Linked DNA regions of Homo sapiens: all the other regions are linked to region 3. Evidence: chromatin contacts called from ENCODE Hi-C or POLR2A ChIA-PET data. All regions are on one chromosome and are shown on one strand. The core of a region is the stretch at or near the end of the contact, and the rest is flanking DNA. Distances in the headings are between cores, read along the strand shown. Region 1 overlaps PIK3AP1 (phosphoinositide-3-kinase adaptor protein 1). Region 2 overlaps TLL2 (tolloid like 2). Region 3 holds the start of TLL2 (tolloid like 2).

Region 1 (2,915 bases), core at 7-2,506, 100 kb after region 3:
TGTGAGCTTGTCATGGATTTAAGGTTCTAGTGAACTAGAGAAGAAGGAACAGAGGCCAGCAGACCTTCCTGGAGACTATGGAGTATGCCAGATGCAGGCAACAGAAGCTGACATGGGGATGTGGCTGGGGGAATGGAGAGACAGGAGCAGATGCAAGAGGACAAATGCCGCAGAGCAGGACCAAGCAGGACACACCGCTGACTGGGTGAGCGGAAGCACGGGAGAAGGCCAAAGAGACTCTGAGGTCTGATCTCCCTCTCCTCTGTGATGAGCACAGAGAGGCTGTTGGGAAAGGAAAGCGGCCTTGAGGGATGGTTTGTTGTTAGACATGCTGTGAGCCTGGGGCACTCAGGGGGACAAAGCCAACTGGGGCTGGAAACATGGAACTGGAGACACAGACTGCACAGAGAAGGAGCTGAAGGAAAGCTTCAATGTCCATTGTGAGAGGGTGACGTGAAGGAGACAGAGGAGTGGACAGAGAGGCAGAGGAAAAGGAAGATGAGGCCTCCACCCAGGAATGTCTCCACACCACCAGCCCCTGAAGGGGAGATGCTCAGGAAGTGGCTAGAGGCTCTCAGGGAACCAAACAATGTGAGCCCCCATGAGCTGGGATTCTGCCGTATTAAATATAAACCCGTCGTCTGCTATGCCCAAGAGTTCTGGACCAGCTCATGGGAAGGGAAGAGGTCTCTTGGATAGAAACACAGAAAGACATGGCACATGTATACCTATGTAAAAAACCTGCACGTTGTGCACATGTACCCTAGAACTTAAAGTATAACAACAACAACGATAACAAAAAAACCATACTTGGAAAGGATTTACCTTTCTGCAACAATGGACTGGTACATACAGGATGATGGTAATGATAAGACACGTAAATTATGTTCCCACTGGAAACCTGCCCTGTCCACCCCTTCTCATTTCCCTTAACCTTATCCTCAAACTACTTTAGCTGAGAAGCTTTCCAGCAGACTGAGTTAGTGGTGGCTTATACCTATTTATATTTGTATTAATTGCTTACAGATTATACCTCATATTAGCAATTACCTTACACTACAAGAAAATGTAAAAAAAAAAAAAAAGAAAAAAAGAAAGAGAGCTAACATTTATTATGTATTTACTACGTACCAGTTATGCTGCTTACAGTAGCTTATATCACCTAGTCCTCCCCTTTCATATGAGGCACAGCAAGGTCAAGGTCATCAAATAGCAGAATAAAGATGTAAATTCAGGCTGCCAGCTCTAGAGCCCTGGCTGTTCTTAACTACTGTGCCACGTGGTTGCACAACTTGGCAAGGAGCAAAAAAACATTGTTTAGCCAGGGCCAGCCTTTTCTCAGCAGGACTGCAGCCTCCCAGGGGCTCCTGAGTGAAAAGCACCCGTGATTCCTGCATTCAGCTCTCCAGAGTGCCCTCCCACCCTTCAGGCCCCAAAAGGGAGGGAGGCAGCTGGCAGAGCAGGTGCCCCTGTCTTAAGGAGCACTAAAAAGGCAGAAGGCATAGTGAAGGGAGCACAGGCTCTGGGGTGAGAAAGGGGAGGTTTGAACCTTGACTGCCTCTTCGCCTCTCTGAGCCTCAGTTTTCTGTAGAACAGGAGGAGTAATACTTATTTCATATGCGTGTATGAGGAGTGAAAGAGATCAGGTCTATTTAACGCTGAGCACAATGCCTAACATAGCACTGTCGGAGGTCAGCAAATGCGGCCTGATGACATGCTTCCCCACTCTTCACCACTAATCCTGTCCCAGAAGACAGGCTCCTATCTCAGCCCTGGACGGGTGCTGCTTACTCCCCGCCTTGACAGCTGGTATGTCAGATAGCGTAAGAACAGAGATTAGAATACACACCACCAGGGTCTATAGCCATAACACCCTGAACGCGCCCAATCCCATCTGATCTCTGAGGGTAAGCAGGGTCGGGCCTGGCTAGTACTTTGAAGGAAGCAGCCTGGGGAGGTGGAGAGAGAAAGCAATAGTTCCAGTCCTGACTCGGCCCCTCACTAGGAAAGATGCCTTGGACGTGTCCCTTAACCTCCTGAGCCCCATTTCCTCCTTTTTAATACAAAGGCATTGGTGGACTAAGAATGAGCTTCCTAAGGTTAAGTTTGAGTTCTTTTTTTGTTTTTAATTATACATCATGTACACTTATGATACAGGTATGGAGTTATATATTCTCATAAAAGCTTCAAACTATACAGGTAGAGCAAGAGTCTCCTCTGACACCCCAGTCCTCCAATCCCAGTCTTCTCCTGAGAGGTGGCCCCTGGAATGGGCCCGAAGTGGCCGTTTCCAGATCTTTGTCCTTGCATTTATATACATGTCCATAGAAATACAGAGTTTGTGTGTGGACGTGTCTGAGTTGTTTTAATTTGGGTGGTTTTGTATCTGCAACTTGTTTTGTTCATTTAATCATATTTCTTGGGAGTTTTCCAAGTTCTCTTTGAGTCATAAAGTGTGATAGTTATGAGGGTATTTGGCAGTAGGAATAGAGAGAGAGAGACTCTGAAAAGAAAAAAGCTGGAAAGCAGAAGCAGGGAGCCAAATGCAGAGAGACACAGCAGCAGAGTTAGTGTTTGTAGTTGAGTCTTTGTTCCTGATCTCAAGCCTCATGGTACCTGGAAAAGCTACCCAGCTCTCAGCCAGGGAGCCATGTGGTTACAGACCGAGGTGACACTCATACACACTCACTGGTTCACAATGAAACTCAAACATTCGCAGGCACAGCCACAGGTGTCCAGGTACAGCAATACACAAGACAGCCATGGCCCAGCCCTCCTCTACTGTCAAGTGGGGAAATAGACATGAAACAAATTCCATACGAAGCTAGTTACCTGCTGGAAACGAAAGGACTCCGATCGTTTCTTCTGGTTGAGCTGCCACTCTTTGAAGTGGAGCACAGCCTCATCCACGTTGA
Region 2 (2,748 bases), core at 227-2,726, 100 kb before region 3:
AGTCAACACCCCCAAGGGTTCCATGGAAATTATTTTAGAATAATCATCAACATTCTGCAAGAACAGATACATTACTATGTGGCTCCACAGTATTTTGCTTTGAATCCTTTTGGGAAGTGAGCAGCATAAATGTTATAACTGAATAAATATGATGGCATTTCCCAGGGTATGCTATAAGGTTTCCCGTTCAATTCAGCAAGGTTATATGATATGTGTGTCCTGTATTTCAGCCCTAACACGCCCCCAGATGACTAATAGCTGGACGGACATATTTTCTAAAGTTTCTTGAGGAAGCAAGCCCCACGCAGCCCTTTGCATCCCTCGGGTCCTGCTTAGTAAGGTAATGTGACAGCCCAGATTTTCTAAGACGGTCCTCACTTCAAATACTTCATCCCATGATCAAACTCTGTGTCTGGTTTGGAAGTCTGGGAAAGGCTATTGGTAATGGAACTTCCTTCTATCCTCCTAAAACCACTGAAATGGATTCTGATCCATCAGTACTAAAAACTCAGCTGCCCTAACCAGTGCTTTACATTGAGGCTCAAGAGCTGAAAGGGGTCTAGAAGAGCTCAGACGGTGTGTGTATGATGATGATGCTGAAGCCAAGGGGATGGAAGACAAACGGGACAAATCCAAGGGGAAGGAACACTTCCAAACGGGCCAGGGAACAGGCATTTGCTCCAATCCCAGTATTGTCCCATCTTCAATGGCAGACTCCTGGCCACTGACCAGCACCTAGGATGGCCAGGAAAGCCCCAAGACCAAAGCAACAAGCTCATTAATAGCACTGAGACTCCCTCCACCTTGTAGCATTTGGGAAACTGACTTCCATCCTCCCAAAAGCATTCTCCCTCACTCTTTGTCTTCCTGCAAAATCCAGCTTGGTTCTTGTTTTCCCAAACCCACATCCCCTAGTCCCAGAGAAAGGAGAGGTGCTCTTACTGTTATGGGGCACACACTGCATTACACCCCTATTTACTGTTGTTCTGTTATGCCTTCTTCCCCTTCTGGACACAAAGGCTTTGCCAGAGAAGTCTGAAGCCTCTCATGAAATTGCCAATGGACTCTAAGACCTATTATTCTCTTCACTGCCTGCCACCATGTCACCATTTCACCTTTCTATACTGCCTAGCACCTCCTACCAGAAGGACACCAGAAATTAAAGCTGCCAAGGAATAGTCCCTTTAGGTCCCCCAAGTTGTTTTCCCAGCATAGGGACTGTGCTTTGGAGATGCTAGGGAGGTGCTGGCAGTCCCCACGGCTCATAGTTACCTGGGCATTTGTACAGCTTCCGGGCTTGAGCTATGTCTCCCTGACTGAGCCGCACGCGCTGGCCAATGGTTGGCCTGACGCCATTGTCATCTTGACGGGGAAGGATGGTGTCTAAGAAAACTCCTCTACAGGAAGGAAAAAAGACAGAAAAAGAAAAGTCAAGGCCATCAGGCTGTCTGTGCTGGGATTTCTAGGCTTCATTCCCTTGCCCATAACCCCATCAACATTCCTGCCCCCTGGCCAGCCTCTCCCAGGCTGGCATGACTGAAGAGGTTTCCTTCGCTCATGCTAGCATTTTCACATTCCATCTCATCAGCTGCCTACTCGCTTTCCAGTGGGAAGATGACTCTGCCAAGTGTAAAAATATGCCCTAGTGCGGTAGCCCAGGGGCTTCCTTAGGGATGTGTCCTGAGCATTTTCATGAAGCCCTGACAGGTCCAGACCCCGGAGAGACCACGGTGTGAATGGCGCCCCCTGCAGCTGTGCATTGGGAAGTACTGTGTGTAGTTAAGTCCTGGAGCCACCCCAGGGAGAGCTTGGGAACTGGTCCAATGTGAGACTCTCAGGGGCTGGTCAGCAAGTGCAGGTTGATGAATTGGTGGTCCCAGTTTGGAGGCCCTGCTGGTAAGAGGGAAATCAGATGGAAAATGAGATAAATGCAGAGAACAAGAAGTAGTGAAAAAAGCCCTGGACTAGAGATTTCTACACTAGGCCTGTGTGTGCTTGGACAAGACCCTTCCCCTCTCTGAGCCTCTCTAAGTCTCAGTTTACCCCACTAAACAATAAGAAATTTGTTGAGATGGTCATGGCAGCCCCTTCTATCTCTAACATCTTATTCTACTCCTATTTGACTGAAATCTAAAATGACAGCTTCATTTCTAAACTAGACAAGTGGAAATCAGGTTGCCAGCTGAGCGCTGGCCCTGTTGTGGGCATGGTTTACATCCCGCCTGCTGCCTTGTCTGCTGCCAGCTCTGAGCCTCCTCTTCTGCTTCCAGACCCTCTATCTGGGGCCTCTCCTGGATGTTAGGCCTCTCCTTGAATCAGCATCTCCTCCAGTCACCACCTTGTTTTTTTCCTTCCCTTCTTAACCAAGTTTCTATAAAGTATTGTCTCCATTCCCCAACTGCTCACCTCTGATTCACTTCTCAATCCACCTGTGATCTGACCCCATCAGCAACGGTCACCACTCATCTGCCAGTAGACAGCTTCCAATCTCCGTCTGCCCTCTCTCCAGCACTGACCTCCGATGCCCTCCTCCCTCCTCACTGTCTTCTCCCTGGGTCCAGGCCATGGCTCTCTCTGAGCAGTGAGACAAGAACCACTTCTGCTTCCCCTTCAGTGATGCCCCTTGGGTTTCTGCCCTCTCCCTCTGTCCTCTCTCTCCATATTCCATCTGCTCCTACGGCTTTTAACCATCATCTGCAGCCTCACAGCTAATCCTCTGTTTCCAGCCCAGGATCCTCTGCTGAGCCC
Region 3 (2,700 bases), core at 104-2,603:
CGGAGATAAACACCACTACTCGCGGGACACTGGCCATGGGCCAGGAGCGTCTGTGCGAGCCTCTGAGCCCAGCATCTCCCTGGGAGCGTGAGCGTGAGCACCCCTCTGTCCGTGCTGGAACTGCCCCACACTCATCAGCTTGCTGGAACATGCGCTTGGCCCTTCGGAGGCTAACGCTTCAACGACTCCAGCTCGGAAGCCGCTCCCCTCAGGACTCACGAGCCGATCAGTGGCCCCGAGGAAGCGGGAGCTGCAGCGCCCGGGCGGCGATTGCGCCCGAAAGGCCCGTACGTCCTGGGGCGCCGCTTCCTGGAGGGATTAGAGCACCTGCCGGCTTCCATCTCCGCCCGCCCAGAGCGACCCTCAGGCCGGTACCGCTACAGGGAAGTTTCCGGCTATTCGAGTCTTGCTCATTCTCCCTCGGCGACCCCTTTCCTTTTGCCCGCTGTGACGCTTTTCTTTTTAAAATCTCCCAAGAGTAACCACAGATCTTGGGAAACTTTGCGCGAAACTTAAAAATGCTGTGAAATCGGAGCCAGGAACTCCATCTGAGCCTCGGAGCGCCGCGCCCAGTCCAGCTCTTCTGCTCCGGCCCGGAGCGTCTGGCGGTGGCCAGTGCTGCCCACTCGCTGTCAGGCGGCCCTGGCACCCACCCCGGCCCCTGGGCGCCCTCTCGGCCTCTGGCACCCGCTCTGATTCGCTTTGGGAACGCGCCAGCTGTCGCCCCCCGGTGCGCACCGCAAACCTGGGGCCGGGACATCCCAGCCTCGGAGTGGTTTTTAAGCAATTCCTCGGAGGCATTGTCTTCCGGGGGAGCCGGGGATCTCAGGGGAGGGGAGGGGAGACCCGCCCCATAGACGGTAGTGCAGGCTTGCCCACCACCTCATTTGCATTTCAAAGGCAAACTTCTGCGGGACTTCCCCAGCGGCGGCACCTACCGGCTTTGCAAGGGTCGTGGTAATGCTCCAGCTGCTGCTCCGTGCCCTCCTCGCCGTCCAGCTCTGAGTAGTCTGCGGTGGCGTCCGGGCGCTCCCCGAGTCCCCCGGCGCCGCGAGGCAGCGGCAGCAGCAGCAGCAGTGACACCAGGGCCCCAAGTGCAGTCGCCCGGGGCATGGTGGCGCGGGGCCGGCTGGGGCAGAGGGAGTTGCGTGCACGAAAGCTCAGCTCGGCCGAAAGACGGCGCACACTGGGTCGGTCGGCTCCGGCCGGGACTCGGTGGTTACACAGGGCTGCTGGGCATGGCTCAGGCGCGGAGCAAGCGGAGCGCGGCGCCCCCTGTCTTCGTCGAGGCAACCGGGAAGCAGCCGCTCGGAGCTACTTGCCCGGCGGCCGAGGCTGCGGCGGCTGCGAGTGTGGCGGTGGCGGCGGTGGTTGGAGCAGTGGCCGCTCCGCCCCTCTCCACCAGGGCTGGACCACACAGCCTTCGCCCGGGGCCCTAAGCAGCCAATCACTCGGGCGCCCGAGGCGAGGCCCCTCCTCTTCCCGGCACCTTCGCAACTTCGGAGGCAGGCGAGCGAGGTGAAGATGCTGGAGCCAAAGGCCGGGGCCAGCTCCGCACCCACCCAGCCTAAGGCGCCTGCCCGGGGCGCCACCTCGGCCTCTGGCTCCCGAGAATGCTGCTCCTGAAGATCGGGACTGGGCTTCTCGCCTTGTTTTATTTCCATAACTCACTTTACAACTCCCCGATGCACACGTGGCCAGAGTGGTTAGAACTCGGAGCGCTGGACCAGGAGCCCTGTGTACGGATTCATGTCACTACCAACTGGCTATGTGCATTCGGGCAGCTGCTTCTTTGCAGGGATGAGTGAATGTCTCTCAGGTCCCTCTCAGCAAAGAAAAAAAAATCGAGGATTTCGATTCTCTCAGCTCTCTCCACATTCCCTAGTCGAGCCATGAAGGGCGCTTGCTGGCGGCAACTAACCTAACCTAGTGGCCGGCGATAGGTAATGAAAAAAGATTTAAGTCCACAGATTTCCCCTCTCGGTGACCCTATCTTTCAGTAAAACCGTCTAAGATGCTTCACACAGTCAAAAAGACACAAATGAACAGCTGTACGTGCTACTTGTGTTAAATTACAGACATGTTTTTATTAAATAAGCCACTCACCGTTAACTTGATGGAATAAAAATGACCAATTTCTGAAGTCTGTTTTTTTTTTGCCAATTAAAAACATATGCCCAAATAATGACACTAATCAAGAGCTATTTGAAACCCACTTCTATTTTGTACCTAAAATGTAAAAATTCTCAGAACTGAGCCATTTTGATTTAGAGATATAAAAAGTATTATTACTGTGAGGCTTTTCAAAGATCTTTTTATGCAAGTAAAATGGCCCTGTCAACTATAACACACAAATGTGTATGTGTAGAAATGTTTTGCATCATGCCCAGTAGAATCTTTTTTCAATTTAAACTGCAAGCAGAAAAATGGACAACTTTCCTTTTGGATTTCCACATGGTTTCACATACATCAATGACAAAATAGTCAACAGGGAGCCCAGAGCTGGGCTTCACATCAAACTCTGAATTTCTTGCACTTATGGTCATCTGTCTTCTCATCTATCAACTGGGATAACAAGTCCTTCACACAAGTAAAGGGCTAAAAGTTAACTATTGGAAGGATGCTACTCATATTTTGTCCTCGTTCTTAGAAAGAAATGCAATGTTGACCCTGCCTCATGCTGTTTTCATCAAATGGGCA

Evidence for each region. A loop is a pair of places that touch in the nucleus more often than their neighbours do. ChIA-PET counts read pairs that join two places held with the same protein, here RNA polymerase II (POLR2A). Pooled maps may share reads with other maps.
Region 1: a map of sigmoid colon shows a loop between it and region 3 (3-fold over the local background). The contact joins the enhancer-like site here to the promoter of TLL2 in region 3. A Hi-C loop is called at or near these places in 3 of 168 maps with a recorded cell type or tissue (DLD1, K562 and sigmoid colon) and 3 of 50 pooled maps. POLR2A ChIA-PET finds 5 or more read pairs at or near these places in 1 of 52 experiments (activated CD4-positive, alpha-beta T cell).
Region 2: a map of chondrocyte shows a loop between it and region 3 (2.2-fold over the local background). The contact joins the enhancer-like site here to the promoter of TLL2 in region 3. A Hi-C loop is called at or near these places in 3 of 168 maps with a recorded cell type or tissue (chondrocyte, dorsolateral prefrontal cortex and ectodermal cell) and 5 of 50 pooled maps. POLR2A ChIA-PET finds 5 or more read pairs at or near these places in 3 of 52 experiments (H1 and WTC11).

What each region holds. Positions count from the first base shown.
Region 1 is chr10:96,617,520-96,620,434 of GRCh38, forward strand. PIK3AP1 (phosphoinositide-3-kinase adaptor protein 1) reads right to left here. Exons shown (of 17, transcript NM_152309.3): 12 at 2,833-2,915. It also overlaps the pseudogene RNA5SP324. Among named protein-coding and RNA genes, the nearest start is that of TM9SF3, 32 kb to the left of the region's middle. Within about 2 kb of position 1,257, at least 9 of the 41 ENCODE cell types and tissues checked have a DNase peak (open chromatin) inside an H3K27ac peak, as active enhancers do.
Region 2 is chr10:96,411,920-96,414,667 of GRCh38, forward strand. TLL2 (tolloid like 2) reads right to left here. Exons shown (of 21, transcript NM_012465.4): 8 at 1,273-1,397. Among named protein-coding and RNA genes, the nearest start is that of OPALIN, 54 kb to the left of the region's middle. Within about 2 kb of position 1,477, at least 2 of the 41 ENCODE cell types and tissues checked have a DNase peak (open chromatin) inside an H3K27ac peak, as active enhancers do.
Region 3 is chr10:96,512,573-96,515,272 of GRCh38, forward strand. It overlaps TLL2 (tolloid like 2), which reads right to left and starts at 1,354. Exons shown (of 21, transcript NM_012465.4): 1 at 939-1,354. The coding sequence starts at 1,113. RefSeq lists an enhancer at 1,135-1,204.